2 separate regions of the Homo sapiens genome follow, and region 1 is linked to region 2. A link is a loop called in an ENCODE intact Hi-C map of the cell type or tissue named here. Cell type or tissue: heart left ventricle. All regions are shown on one strand.

Region 1 (8,000 bases), 500 kb after region 2:
TCCCACCACTCTCCTAATTCTGATGTGCATCCCTCCAAGCCTTCGGCTATGAGTTTATCCCCATATTTGTTCATAGGAGAAATATGTGACTCTGTGTGTGTGTGTGTGCTTTATTTTGTTTGTTTGTTTTTTTTGTTCGTTTGTTTTGAGATTGAGTCTCACTCTGTTGCACAGGCTGGAGTGCAGTGGCACGATCTTGGCTCACTGCAGCCTCCACCTCCCAGGTTCAAGCAATTCTCCTACTTCAGTCTCCAGAGTAGCTTGGATTACAGGTGTTTGCCACCATGCCCAGCTAATTTTTGTATTTTTAGTAGAGACGGGGTTTTGCCATGTTGGCCAGGCCAGTCTGAAACTCCTGACCTCAGAAGATCCACCCGCCTCAGCCTCCCAAAGTGCTGGGATTACAAGCATGAGCTACTGCACCTGGCCTGCTTTTATATTAAAGGGACCAACCCTACATGTTCTCCTGAATCTTACTGCCTGCACCCGAGATCACTGCATGTACAGACCCAGAACTACAGCACTCTTTGTAAACCACCCCTTAACAATTCCACAGTCTGGGTAAGTGATCCATTATCTAATCATCCCCCCCAGTGATGGACAGCTTAGACTGTTTCCAATTTTTCATTTTCAAACAATGCATTAGTGAATATCCCTTTACAAGGCTGCTACAGGAAGAAAAAAATATATATTTCATATATATTTTTATGTCATATATATTACATATCATTATATAGAATATATTCATTTACAATATATCATACAATATATCCATTTTATATATATATGAAAAACTATTTCTTTCAGAGGTGGAAATCTCCTAGGAAAAGTGGGCACCTCCACACCTAATGTACCCCTTGACTTAAAACAGGTCTAGGCTGAGATCTTGAAAAATACCGTCAGGAACTGTGACTACATAAACCCGATATGGGACCAAAAACCTTAATAAGTCCTTTCCGTCTCCACTTGTGAGGACTCTGTATATTCGTCCTCTCTTAGTCATCATTTGGGTGAGTTCTCCATATTTATGCTTGTTCTTTTTTTCAGCTGTCCTCATAAATCAATCCCTGCAGTCTCCTAATCAAATCCAGCTTTTCAAATGAAACCGCAGCCGGGTGTTTAACTAACTAAATATTGTTTTTCCCCCAGCACTGACAGAGAGAGAGGGTGGGATGAAGCCTTGATCGGTGTCCTCTCCGCCTCAGCAATCCAGGAAGCTGCCGCCGCAGTTACTGACAGGGACCCAGGTAGGCGTCAGGCCATGGGCCGTGGGTCTGGAGGAGCAGCAGTTAAGAGGTTTCCTTTTGCTGTCTGGATTTCAGATGTCTATCCCTGGGATCCCCAGGAAGTAGGTCACCCTTTCCATGGCTACCCTTAATAAAGGCAGAAAATCAAGGGTGAAGTGGCCTGGAGTGGCACCCAGCTGCCACCCTGCCCTTGGAGCATGCCTACTGAGTTCTGCTTCCACCGGGTCTACTAACAAAATTGGCTTATAGCCGTTCTCAGAGAACAGAGGATGCCAGCCCCAGCTATTCCACCTCTAGACACTCTTCCATTCTGGTCTCAGGTGGCTGCTCATGCGGCCTCAGCAGTAGCAAGACCGAGTGCATTTTTCCTGAGACCTGCCCTTGAACCTGGCTCAATCCTCCCATTGCCTATGGGATCTACAGCAGGAGTTATCAAAGTTCTCCACCTGCAGTGGAGGGGGATGGTTTCCAGATGTTCCCTGGACTAGCATCATCAGTGTCATCTGGGAACTTGCTCAACAGGCAAATTCTCAACCCCCACCCCGGACCGACTGGGTCAGAATCTCTAAGGGTGGGACCCAACAGCGTGTGTTCTAATGAGCCCTCTAGATAATTCTGATGCATGCTCAAGTTTAAGCAGCACTGATCTACAGGACCAAGCTCCTAACTCAGATGCTCAGCTCTCCATGAACCAGCCCTGGCAGCTCCTCCAACCCCATCTCTCATTGCTTTCCCTACAGGATGCTACACTACATGGAGCAGCCCAACATACCAGGAGGGGTCTCTCCTCGCCTCTGTGCTTGCCAGCCCTCCTCCTAGCCATGCCCTTGCTCAGATGTATCCCATATCCACCTTTTAAATCCCAGCTCTGTGTCCTCTAGAAAGTCTTCCTTGGTTTCTCCAAGAAGAGCTAAAAATAGCTAACATCTACAGGGTACTGTTCCAAGAGCTGTTCAGTCATTTCTCGGTAACCATGGGGGATTAGTCCCAGAAACTCTGGAGGATACCAAAATCCACAGATGCTCAAGTTGCTGACATAAAATTTGGTTTGCCATATAAGCTAACCACATCCTCCATGTACTTTAAGTCATCTCTAGATTACTTATAATACCTGATACAATGTAAATGCTATGTAAGTAGTTGTTACACTATGTTTGCTACACTATTTTGTTTAAGGAATAATGACAAGAAAAAAAGAATCTGTACATGTTCAGTAAAGATGGTTTTTAAAAAAATATTTTTATGGTGAAACCCCGTCTCTACTAAAAATACAAAAAATTAGCTGGGCGCGGTGGTGGGCGCCTGTAGTCCCAGCTACTTGGGAGGCTGAGGCAGGAGAATGGCGTGAACCTGGGAGGCAGAGCTTGCAGTGAGCCGAGATCGCGCCACTGCACTCCAGCCTGGGCTACAGAGCGAGACTCCATCTCAAAAAAAAAAAAATTTTTTTTTAAGCCATGTTTGGTTGAACCCATGGGTGAGCAACCCAACTGTCTTTCTCTCTACATGTGACTGACTATAGGTAGAGAAATAAAATATCCATACAGTCATATGCAGAGAAAAAGATGTTGTTGTTGTTGCTTTTGCAACAGGGCCTGGCTCTGTCACCCATGCTCGAGTACAGTGACACAATCTCAGCTCACCTCACTGAAACCTCCATCTCCCATTCTCAAGCCATCCTCCCACCTCAGCCTCCTGAATAGCTGGGACTACAGGTGCATGCTACCATGCCCAGCTAATTTTTGTATTTTTTTGGTAGAGACAGGGTTTGGTCAAGTTGTACAGGCTTGTCTCAACTCCTGGGCTCAAGTGATCCTCCCACCTCTGCCTTCCAAAGTGTGAGGATACAGGCGTGAGCCACTACACCCAGACAAAAGACAGTTGTTGAGACATATATCTATAGCTGTAATCCCAGCACTTTGGGAGGCCGAGGCAGGCAGATCACTTGAGGTCAGGAGTTCAAGACCAGCCAGCCCAACATGGCAAAACCCTGTCTTTACTAAAAAATACAAAAATTAGCAGGCATGATAGCACATGCCTGTAATTCCAGCTACTTGGGAGGCTGAGGCAGGAGACTCACTTGAACCTGGGAGGCGGAGGTTGCAGTGAGCTGAGATTGCACCACTGCACTCCAGCCTAGGCGACAAAGCAAGACTCTATCAAAAAAAAAGCATTGGCCAGGCGCGGTGGCTCACGCCTGTAATCCCAGCATTTTGGGAGGCCGAGGCAGATGGATCATGAGGTCAGGAGATCAAGACCATCCTGGCTAACATGGTGGAACCCGGTCTCTACTAAAAAATACAAGAAATTAGCCGGGGGTAGTGGCGGGCGCCTGTAGTCCCAGCTTCTCGGGAGGCTGAGGCAGGAGAATGGTGCGAACCCGGGAGGCGGAGCTTGCAGTAAGCCGAGATCGCACCACTGCACTCCAGCCTGGGCAACTGAGCCAGACTCCGTCTCAAAAAAAAAAAAAAAGTATCAGATAGTTATATATGACTATAATAGAGAGAATTGGGCAAATTTAATTTTATATCTATACATACATCTAATCCTCTCAATAACTCCATGAGAAATGTATTACTGTTAGCTCCATTTTACAGATGAAGAAGCAGAAGCCCAGAGAGCTTAAATAATCTGTCCAAGTGAATAAGTGGTGAAATTGGCTAGGTGAGGTGGCTCATGCCCGTAATACAGCACTGGCATTGCCTGTAATCCCTGGGGCAAAGGTCAGATGATTGTTTGAGGTCAGGAGTTTGAGATTAGCCTGATAACACAGCAAGACCCTGTCTCTAAAAATTTAATAATACTAACCAGTGGTGAAGTTGAGATTTGAGCCCCTGGCTCTACAGCCTTTAACTATTTTCTTCTATTGCTTCCCTGTGATATAGCCAGACCAATGGTTTTAGTTCCTCACCTTGGACCCCGTCAGAACATACCTGCTCCCACTGCCCTATGACAGCCCTTTAGTTGTGCAAATAAAACTCTTATGTCCTGCCCAAGACTGCTCTTCTCCAGGCCAACACCCACTGTTTCCTCAACTGGCCTCCATGTGACTTGGCCCCGTATCCACTGCTGCCAGCCCTGTCGTTACAGCTGGCTTCTGAAAGGAGGGACCTCAGCATGTCCTCACATTGGCTGCCTTTGCTTTCTGCTGTTTCCTGTTTCAAATTGCAGGGCCCAATACTTTGCATCAAAAATGAAGACATGACATGCTTTCAAAAAAATCTCATTTTCTAAAGGCATTTCCTATTGATTTCCTTCCTTGTTGAGGCTCCTCCCAGCCTGGCTTATGTTTAAAAAAAGAGAGAGAGAAGGATGAATTTTTTTAAAAAAGGAAGAAAGAAATCTGTGTTTCTCCAAGCTCAGACTGGTGTGAGCCTTCTTGCTGACTTAGCTGAAAAGTTGCCGCCTGGGTGCCCCATGGATGAGCTGCCCAACCAGTGTTCCCCAAAACCACTGGCCTTGGGACCATCTCTGAAATACAACCACCAAAATTCCCCTCAAAATCCCCTCTTCACCACCTTTTGTGGGATTACTGGAAGGGGCATTTCTCCTCAGGAAATCCTCTGCCTTAAAAGCTCTGCTTCAGAACTGAAAGGTTCATTTTCCATCTTTCTTTTTTTATTTTATTTTATTTGTTTATTTTGAGACAGGGTCTCACTCGGTCACCCAGGCTAGAGTGCAGTGGTGCCATCTCAGCTCACTGCAGCCTTCGCCTCCTGGGCTCAAGAAATCCTCCCTACTCAACCTCCCGAGTAGCTGGGACCATAGGCACGTGCCCCCATGCCTGGCTAATCCCAGCTTTCTTCCGTTTATCCAGTCTGACTTTTCTCATCCTAGGCGTTCTGCCACTGCATCCCTTGAAATCTCCCATTGTCCACTTGAAGAATCTGAGTACCGGCTTTGGAATCAGATAAACCTGAGCCTGAGTTACAGTTCCTCATGAGCTAGGTGGCTTTGCAAAAAACACTTACCCTCTCTGATACAGTTTTCTCATTTGGAAAATGGAGATAAAGATAATCTGCATGAGTTTCCTAGGATTGCCATAACAGATGATCCCAAACTTCATGGCTTAAAACAGAAACGTATTCTCTCACAGTTCTGTAAATCAAAGTATCAGTTGGGGCTGGGAGCGGAAGCTCATGCCTGTAATCCCAGAAATTTGGGAGGCTGAGGCAGGAGGATCACCCTACCTCAGAAGTTCAAGACCAGCCTGAGCAACATGGTGAAACTCTGTCTCTACTAGAAATACAAAAAAATTAGCTGGTGTGGTGGCACACACCTGTAATCCCAGCTACTTGGGAGGCTGAGGTGTGAGAATCACTTAAACCTGGGAGGCAGAAGTTGCAGTGAGCCAAGATTGCACCACAGCACTCTAGCCTGGGTGACAGAGAAAGGTTCTGTCTCAATATATATGTATATATATATCAGTAAGGCTACACTCCCTCTGAAGTGTATACATAAGGAAGAACCCTTCTTCGTCTCTTCTAGTGGCTCTGGGTGTTCCTTGACTTGGAGTTGCATAACTCCAATTTCCAACACCATCTTCACATGGCCATCTCTTTCCCCTGTGTATCTCTCCTCTGTGTGTCTCTTATAAAAACATCTATCACTGGGGCCGGGCAAGGTGGCTCATGCCTGTAATCCCAGCACTTTGGGAGGCCGAGGTGGGTGGATCACGAGGTCAGGAGATCGAGACCATCCTGGCTAACACGGTGAATCGCCGTCTCTACTAAAAATACAAAAAATTAGCCGGGTGTGGTGGCGGGCGCCTGTAGTCCCAGCTACTCAGGAGGCTGAGGCAGGAGAATGGCGTGAACCCGAGAGGCAGAGCTTGCAGTGAGCTGAGATCGCGCCACTGTACTCCAGCCTGGGTGACAGAGCGAGACTCCTTCTCAAAAAAAAAAAAAAATCTATAATTGGATTTAGAGCCCACCAGATAATCTATGATAATCTCATCCCAAGATCCTTAACTTAATTACATCTGCAAAGACCCTTTTTCCAAAGAAGGTCACATTCATAAGTTCCAGGAGTTAGAACATGGATATAACTTTTCAGAGGTCATCATTCAACACACTACAAATATCTCCTTCATAGCTTGATGGTGTGGTTGAAATGAGATCATGAATAGAAGATGCCTGGTAGACTGTGCTCAACAAGTGTGTAGATACATTAAATTGATGCAAAAGTAATTGCAATTTTTTTACTTTTAATGGCAAAAACTGCAATTGCTTTTGTACCAGCCTGATAGCTTTTTTTCCCTTCTCCTCTGCCTCTATGCCCTTACCCTGTCCCACCCCGTCTGTGGAAGCTGGCCTCTTGACCTGGCTGCTTATAGCTGGCCCATGGCCACTAATGGTCACATTAACAACTTATATTTGGCCATGACATCACAAAGCCCTCCTAACATAAGTAGACCCATCTGACATATATCAACATCTTGTGAAGTAGGCATGGCAAGTACTTCATTCATCCCCATTTTACAAATGAGTACATGGAGGCTCAGAGAGGTTACATCACTTGCTAGACCCACTCAGCTAGTAACTGGCTATCAAATGAAGCTATGAAATTTCCCTAAGTTCCAACATGTAGGCAGAAGATGACCCTGATGAGGATGTCCGGCTATGGGTCATCTAGGGGTAACAAGAATGCAAGGGAGATAACTGTCCAAGAAATGTCATTTCTGCCAAAGATCAAACCTAGCTCTGCCTTTGCTGCCAAACAGAATTAAGTGCAGGCAATATGTCTGCCATTCCCCAGGGCTTGTCTCAGGGTTCCTGCCCACCTCACCTTTCCATTGATGTCTGAAACAATGTCATAAAGTTCTTGTTTCTGATTCTCTTCAGGGTCAAACGTGAAAGTGGGAAATAATCTCAAAATCATAATTGCCTGGCTCCAAGACATTTCTTTAGGAGGAAGGAACATTAGGAGGGAGTGAGATCTGCCTGGGTTGTAGGTTGGACCCTCACTCACAGACTGTGCGACACTAGGCTCATACTTAGCCCACTCTGTGCCCCAACTTGGCCACTTGGGGATAAAATAGGTTGGATAAAGTGATGGCTCAGTGTTTCCACCACACCCATCCTAAGAATCCCAGACTCGCCAGGCGTGCTGGCTCATGCCTGTAATCCCAGCACTTGGGAGGCCGAGGCGGGTGGATCACGAGGTCAGGAGATCGAGACCATCCTGGCTAACGCGATGAAACCCTGTCTCCGCTAAAAATACAAAAAAATTAGCCAGGCGTGGTGGCGGGTGCCTGTAGTCCCAGCTACTCGGGAGGCTGAGGCAGGAGAATGGCATGAGCCCGGGAGGCAGAGCTTGCAGTGAGCCGAGATCGTGCCACTGCACTCCAGCCTGGGCGACAGAGCAAGACTGTCTCAAAAAAAAAAAAAAGAATCCCAGACTCCAGCATCTTCGTACCATCAAGATTGTCTAAAATGATAGAGATGGCATAAAGCCAAATCATTGGGATTCATGTCTTTTTATCTCTTCTGCTTCCAAATCCTTGGTCTAGTTGCTTGTTATGGCAATAAGAATGTATTTTTCCTACTTGGTTTTTCCTACATAGCTGTGTTACTCTGAGCAAGTATCTAACCTCTTTGAGTCTCAGTTTTCTCATCTATACAATGGAAATAGTAACAATACGTATATTACTGGGCTGCCAAATGGCTAGATCTGTGTGTGTATGTGTGTCTGTATGTGTGTGTGTGTTCATGAATATACGTTTGGTGGGGTGGGGATGGGGTGGGATCTTTGTAT
Region 2 (8,000 bases):
TGACTCTGCAGCTATGTGGAATTCACCTTTACTAGTATTTTTTTTTTAAATAATTTCAACTTTTATTTTAGATTCAAAGGGTACACATGCAGGTTTGCTACATGAGTACATTGCATCATGCTAAGTTTGGGCTATGATTGATCCTACCAGCCATATAGTGAGCACAGTACCCAATAGGTAGATTTTCAAATTCTGCCCCCTTGCCTCTCTCTCCCTCTACTAGTCCCCAGTGTCTATTGTTACTACCTTTATGTCCATGAGGACCCAGTGTTTAGCTCCCACGTATACAAGAGAACACACGGTATTTGGTTTCTTGTTCCTGTGTTAATTCACTTAGAATAATGGCCTCCAGCTGCACCTATGTTGCTGCTAAGGGCATGATTTCATTCTTTTTTATGGCTGCATAATATTCCATCATGTATATGTACCGCATTTTCTGTGTCCAGTACCCTGTTGATGGGCACCTAAGTTGATTCCACGTCTTTGCTAATGCTTCACCAACATTGATTGGTCTTGTTGTTATTTCTCATTTTTGGGGTTAATTTGATAGTTAAAAATGGTGTCTCTTAATGTTGAATACTGGCAGACTAAACACTAATCAAATGTTTGTTAACCAAATACTTTTCTTCCTCTTTGACATAGGTACTCATCACTTTTGGCCACTTTTATATAGGGTCATGTTTAGAAGTAAGACCTTTATAGACAGATGTATCTGGTTTTGATTTTTTCTTTCTTTTTTGGCCCAGTGGTGTGACCTTCTGCAAATAACCATTGCCTGTCTTAGCATTCTCATTTTGTGTGCATAAATAACCCAATGCCGTCGTGTGAAACTTATATGAAATGATAAATACAGAGCATCCAGGTGAATGTTTCCGCTTGGTGAGAACGGGCTAAGGCATAGCTACTAGTATGATTATGCTAATGGGTATTGGAAATTGTTTAAAAATGATTTCTGAGATGTATTTATATATATGCAGACACACACATACATCTATATATATATAAAAGTATTACACTCTTGTTTTTATTCATTGAAAATGCTTTTCTAATTTCACATTTTTCTTCTTTTGTATTTTTTTTGCAGTGTCTTTTTTTGTGACTTGTGTTATTTCTGATTTTTTGCATTTATTTTATATTTAGAAATTATTTCTGTATACAACAAACCCCTGTGACACAGGTTTACCTGTGTAACAAACCTGCACATACACCCCTGAACCTAAAATAAAAGTTTGAAGAAGTTATTTCCTGCTTTCAAGATAATTTAAATATTTACTGTAATTTTCATATTTTAATAATTGTTTTCTTTGTTTTCACATAAATCTGTAAGGCATATGGAATTTGAATTGGTAGATATGTGATATTAGGATTAAGTAAATGTTTATTTCTTTCCATATTTTTAGCCACTTTTGCTAGTATTATATGGTGAATATTATACCTTTGAATTTTGCATTGAATATTGCTACTTCCATTATTATCATATATTAAGTTCCAGATCATTGTATGATCATTCTAGAACTTTCTGTCTTGTTCCACTGGTAGATCTATCCAGTCTTGTGATAGTATAATCCTGTTTTAATGATTGCAATATTATATATCTTTCGATGGACAAACTCTCTCGTTTCTTTCTCTTGTTTTATATGTGTTCTTAGCTATTTTACTCATCTGTTCAGTCTTTTCTGAATAACTCTACAACGATGTTTTTAATGTAAAAACCTTATTACTATCATGATAAATTTATGTATTAATTTGGGAAGATCTGGCATCCTTGTTCATGCATCTCATCTGGAAACTTAAAACCTTTCTTGATTTTGTAAAATTTTCTTTTGAGTCTCTGTAAAACTCTGTGGTTTCATTTAAATAGATCACACAATTTTGTTAAAGTACTTAGGTGTATATATTAATACAAGTATAATCGATCTTTTTCCATTGTGTCTTTTAAATGGAGATTGCTGTTATGTAGAAAAGTCATCGATTTGATTTTAAATTTTATTTGGCTAATTTACTGAGCTCTCTTAGTAGTTCTATGAGTTTTTACAGCTATTTTTTCTTAGTTTTACACTATACAATCAATTATCAAATAAAGCAGGATTCTTGCTTTAGTTTTCTAAGTTTTGCTCTATTTTATTGGCTGAAGTGTAAAAAAAAAAAATGTTAATGCCACTGGTGGGCATTCTTGTCCTTTTTCCTACGGTGCTTCTGGTATTTCAACATGAGGTAGGACAAAATAGGTTTTATCCTGATGGAAGTACTCAAAGATCATTCTGATTACCTCCATTGAATATCTTTATTAGAGTTATTAGAGAAAAAATGGATATCAGTAGCCCAGAGATATGAGACACTTATGTGTAAGTGACACTTATGTGTCTCTTAAATGACACTTGAGTGGCATTTTAGCACAATGAAAAGAACAGAGGTTCTGGGGTCAGGGACACTAGGGATCTAATGCTTGTTCCAGTACTTGCCGGTATTGGAACATACACACCTACAATTTTTATTTCTTTCTGTTTAATATATAGGTAATAATATTTCTTTCTAAGGCTGTACTGGAGATTCAATAAGCTATGGGAAAAATACCTAAGACATTACCTGATAGATAATAGGTACCGATTATGAAAGACATCCTACATGCATTAACTTTCTTTTGCAAAATGTGGATTGGAAACAGGCAAAATGAATTTCAGTAAGAAAGGATAGACCTTGATGATGACCTCTATAAGCTTCAATTTCTGTCTCTATTTACATGCAAACTGGAGGATTAAAGTCTCCCCTAATAGGGAAAATTCTGTAAATTCTATGACTCTAATTACAGCCACAAAAGCACCCATTTCTCAGATTCTGTTGCAAAGTGGGTTTCAGAGCAGCCCTGGCCCCAGAGAGAGGAAAAGGAAAAGCCACAGGAAACCTGGGCAACAGTTGCAGTTTCCTCCTTGGCCCCTTCTCTGAGAGCAGTGCTGCGTGTTGTTGCAGTTGTACTGTACTGTTCTACCGCGTGGATTCATAGTTAACATTTTTCTTCCAGGCACATTTAAAACGTTTGGCTCACATCCTCCTTGAGCTGTTTTATAAGGGCAATAACCAAGGCCAGGGTGTGCTCTTGTCAGCAGGCAAAGCACGCAGTGGAGGCTGCCAAAGAGTTTCCTGCTCGGGGGCCACCCATCCTTGGCCACAGGATGCATGGCTGGAGTTCATGGCAACTTGCACAGAGCGAGTGCTGGGACTTTCTGTTCTCAGGGTTCATGCTTTGGATTCCATCCTTCAGCCCTGCTGCATTGATCAGTGGAGGCTATTGTGTTTGTGCTTGTTTGGGACTAGCTCAGAACACATGTCACAGCAGCAGTCCAAGGCCTAGCTCTAAGGCTTGGGGCTGGGAAAATGCTCTTGAAAGACTAGCAAGCTGCCCTTCCCTCCTGTTAATGCAGGCTCGGAGTTCCCATGAATCAGCTGCAGGGAGGCAGGCATTCCCTCATGCTATTCTCTGTGAATTAACTTCTGGAATGAGCAGACAGCACAGACGCCAAGTGGTGGGTTTGAGCACTGTTACCCCACCCGCTTTGAAGTCCACCTTCGCATGAGCGGATCTCTTTTCATGTATTATTTATTGCCAGGGACTTTGATAGGAAGAATCCCCAGAAGATTGCTGAAGGTTTTTTTTTTTCTTCAGAATTCCCTTTGATTAGAAGCTGTTGGCTGTGCCTTGGGCAGCTGGCTCTGTCACAAAGCAGGGGCTCAGTGCATCCTCCCAGTGATAGCTGCCATGCCAGCACCAGTGAGGTTCTGGCTGTGACATGCCTGGGACACCCTAAAGAACTACACAAGTAGAAAGGGTATCATACTCCTTCACTCACCAGAAGGGAGGCAATGAGGTCTCATGAGAGGAAAGAACAGGGGCTCAAGCCAGAGAGATGCAAGTTGAAATGTCATCTCTTCTACTGACCCACAGTATGATGTTGACCTCAGTGTTCTTATCCACTAAATGGCAATAAAAATCTTGGATTCACCACCAAACTGTTGCAGAGAATCAATAAGCCATCCAGAGGTTTTCATTTCTTTCCTCTAAATTCCAAAGCTAGTCTGGAAACTTTAAAGCAGGCTGAATGACAACTCTACACTCTCTTAATCTTCTTTATTTATTTTCTAAATTTTTATTTGTTTATCTTTTTAGAGACAGGGCCTTGCTATGTTACCCAAGCTGGAGTGCAGTGGCTATTAATAGGCTCCATCGGAGCTCATTGTAGCCTCCTGCTCCTGACTACAAGCTATCCTCTTGTCTCAGCCTTCTGAGTAGCTGGAAGTATAGATGAGTGCCACCATACCTGGCTTTTCTTCATTTTTCAATCATTCATTCAGTCAGTCAGCATTCAAGAAATAATACTAAATTAAGTAAATAAACGATTAATTAAATAAAAACATTTCAGTGGCTTTAACATTTTATGTAATGTATTAGATGCTAAGAATAAAGAAATATGTGCTCAAGACACGGTCCCTTCCCTTGTCTATCTCAAAGATCAAAAGGTTAAATGACAATAAAATGTAAAGGATGTTACGGTGCGGAAGGTTCAAGAAGAAAGAAATGCACCCAGACAAGATATTTGTACCAGTTTATGGAATGACAGAAGGCCTTCCAGAAAAAAGGAACATGTAAGCAAGTAGATTATGTCAGTCTATAGAGGATAGCATAAAATATTACAAGAATTTAGAAATAGAGACCCTTTGAGAGTGACTGGAAGTGGCCTGCCCTTACAGGTGGATAGTCCATGCTCTGCCATATAAATGAATGGAAATGTCACGTCTTGCCAAAGTATTCAGGTTCAGGTTGTGATAGTCTGTCATTAAATTCAGCCAGGTCCCACTCAACAGGACTGCCTTTATCACTTTGAAGCAAAGATAGGCTCAACCAATCATGGGCTGCCTGAAAGCCAGGAAAAGAGATAGTTGATGTAAACCCAACCAGGAAAGAGATCGGACGGACTGTGAGGCAGAATGTAGCTCATCAACCTCATTTCTTGTTCTTGGACACATAAAGGCAGCTCATTTAATAGCCTCTTCAGAGCCATGCGCCTGGGTGCTGGCCAATTGAATGTCGACAGAGTGTTGTATGACATTTCTAGCCTTGACCATGAAAGGTTTAATATAATCTTCCATGCACCGTGTCCCCCACCTGCATGGCAGATTCACACACCTGGATACCTGACTTATTGCCTGGAGGAGAGCTACCCAGTTGCATCGCCCAGCCTACACTGAACCATTATGTGAGCAAGAAATATTGACCATTATGTGAGCAAGACCTGTGAGCAGGTCTATTGTGTTAACCTGCTGAGGTTATAGAGGTGGTTTACATAGCAGCTAGCGTTACTTAACTTGGCTAATGTGTGTATCTAAACCATCTAGAACCATGACCGACTCATAGTTGACATCTAAGGTCATTAAATTGAATACATGGTAAGAGGTCATCAGTATTTGTTGTACTCTACCAAAGGCCTTGTTTGGGTGAGTGAAGGGCACAGTACCTGGTGAGCTTGAGGATTCTGGTAATCAGTTCACCGGGTCTAACTCTGGGTCAGGAAGGGTCCATATAGCTGAGAGCTACTGGAGCTATTCTGCATGCTGACCAGGTTTCTGGAAGCACATCCAACTCTCCTAACTGGAAAGAGGTATCTGGAATAGCAAAACCAATTATTTTTGCTCTTAGAAGGGTCTCTATCCCATTATAAATTTTATATTGGTAACCAATCTGCATATTCTTGTTTTATGAGTTTGGCTATTGCAGTTGATCCATCAAAGTTTGGTCACTTCGAGGTATGCTGGTGAGATTGACTTCCTGGAATTTTAAAGTTGAGGAACTGATCCTGTTAACTTCATCAAAAGAATATGCAACTGGCTAGCCGGGATTGAGTGATAAGCTGGTCTCACTTTTAGAAAATCCTTTGCTAATTACATATGAAATGATGATGATGATGATGATGATGATGATGATGATGATTGCTATCATTCATTCAGTGCTTATCAATTTCAGCTACTCTCTGTTAATCATTTTACATCATCTCATTTGATTTTTCACAATAACTCTTAGAAGTACAGTCATGTGTCCCATTATGACATTTCAGTCAATGATGGTTTGCATATGTAATGGTGGTCTTATTAACTTATAATATTGCATTTTACTGTATCTTTTCTATGCTTACATACACAAATACTTCCCATTGTGTTACAATTGCCTACTGAATTCAGTATAGTAACATGCAGTACAGGTTTGAAGCCTAGGAGCAATAGGCTATGCCATATAGCCTAGGGGTGTAGTAGGCTATACCATCTAGGTTTGTGTAAGCACACTCTATGATGTTTTCCCAATGACAAAATCACTTAAAAACATTTCTCAGGACATATCCCTGTCATTGAGTGATACATGACTGTAGTTGTCATTGCCCCTATTTTCAGATGAGGGAACTGAGGATCAGAAAAATGTGGTGACTTGCTTTAGAATACATTTCCTATAAATGTCAGAGCTAAAATTAAAACTCAACTCTCCTGGACTGCAAAGTCCAAGTTCCCTTAATCCGATCAATCATTTTCAAACTGCTCTCTGCTGAGCTGTAAGTGGCCTAAGAAGCCAATCCAGGATTGGGAGTGGAGCATGAAAGAATAGATTTCTGCCTCCTTACCCTACTTTTTACCAGAACAGAGCCTCTTCTCCTTGACTTTTTTGTTACTGATTCCACCTAACTTTTGTTTGAGCAAGGGGTTCTAGGCTAAATAAAGACTTTGAAAATCACTGCAGCATACCATAATACGTAGGAGGAAATTTTGTAGAAAATGAGTTTTATTTCTGAACACAAGGAGTGCGTTGTGATTTATGGATTCTCCTCTTCTTTTGTATCTTCTTCCACATTATCTGAAGATACTTATTCTCCCAGGAGTCTAAGCTTCTTGAGAGCAGGGACTCTGGCTAGTCATAATTTCCCCCCGCTCACCGCCAATACTAAGTAGAATACTAGGCAGACAATTGCTACCCTAGTTCACTCTCAACACTGCCTCCTAAACGATTATTTTAAAGCACGACTCTGATTATGCTACTTACCCAATGTTACTTAATATTTTTCAGGGACCATTGTTACTCCCAGAATAGACCAAAATTTCTCACCAAGGTATCCAAGTCCATTCTGACAGCATCCCAGCATCCCAGACACTTGGTTGGCTTCATTTCTTCTATACATCACATTCCAGTAATATCAAATTTCTTGCTGCACTCTGGACCTGGCATACCTTTTTGTAGCCATCTCTTTTGTGCACATGGTTGCTCTCTGCCTCAAATTCCTCCACCCCTCCCCGTGGAAATCTCTTTCTATTCATGTCACATCCCAGTAACCTCTTATGTCCTCCTCCAGGCCAATTCAAACACTCCCCTCCACATGATTGATTCCTTCTCGTTGCACTTACCTACAACTTAGCAGTTCTTGGCAGACAGAGTGGATTTGAAGGACAAGGTGGTCCCCATCCAAGAGAGAGGAAAGCAGAAGGATGGTAACAATAATGCATGCTACATGGCATTGAATGAACTACCTAATGGATTTGTTAATGTGTACAATAATTTTTTGAGATGCCCATAAATACTGAGTGTTGGGAGTGGAGGTGTTTCTCATTGTGTGTGGCAACATATAGTACCTAATAGGAATAAGAACCATTGAAATACCAGCTAAGAATGAATGATTATTTGGTGCATTAAATTAAATTCCTCAGTTGGTTTAGCTCAGTGGGAATGAAAAGTTGGATATTTACTCAGCCCCTTCCTCTGTCTGCCTGTAGTCCTGGGTCATCAGCATGTGAAGTTAATGACTGGCAAGATCTTCTAACCCTCTTCTACCTCTCCTAGAGAGATCAAAATAAACAACAACAACAAAAAGCCAACACTAGTTGGCTCCCAAACAACGTGGGAACCTACAAAACAAGACTGGGCATTGGACATATTTTGCATGCCCTCTTTCTTTGCAGGGATTCAAGCCAGT

The links. A loop is a pair of places that touch in the nucleus more often than their neighbours do. Peaks named below come from ENCODE experiments on the same cell type or tissue, not always from the same donor. Only the 100,000 strongest peaks of a DNase experiment are listed, where the experiment ranks them.
Region 1: it touches region 2 in a loop (2.5-fold over the local background); 12 of 110 quality-filtered maps call a loop at or near these places.

The regions. Positions count from the first base shown.
Region 1 is chr9:107,641,589-107,649,588 of GRCh38, reverse strand. All of the region lies in intron 8 of LOC105376205 (a long non-coding RNA gene), which reads right to left. Among named protein-coding and RNA genes, the nearest start is that of KLF4, 160 kb to the right of the region's middle. In heart left ventricle, no CTCF peak of the experiment used is centred here; a DNase peak (open chromatin) is centred at 4,308; H3K27ac peaks cover 827 bases.
Region 2 is chr9:108,138,062-108,146,061 of GRCh38, reverse strand. All of the region lies in intron 4 of LOC105376214 (a long non-coding RNA gene), which reads left to right. Among named protein-coding and RNA genes, the nearest start is that of KLF4, 650 kb to the right of the region's middle. In heart left ventricle, no CTCF peak of the experiment used is centred here; a DNase peak (open chromatin) is centred at 3,151; H3K27ac peaks cover 2,003 bases.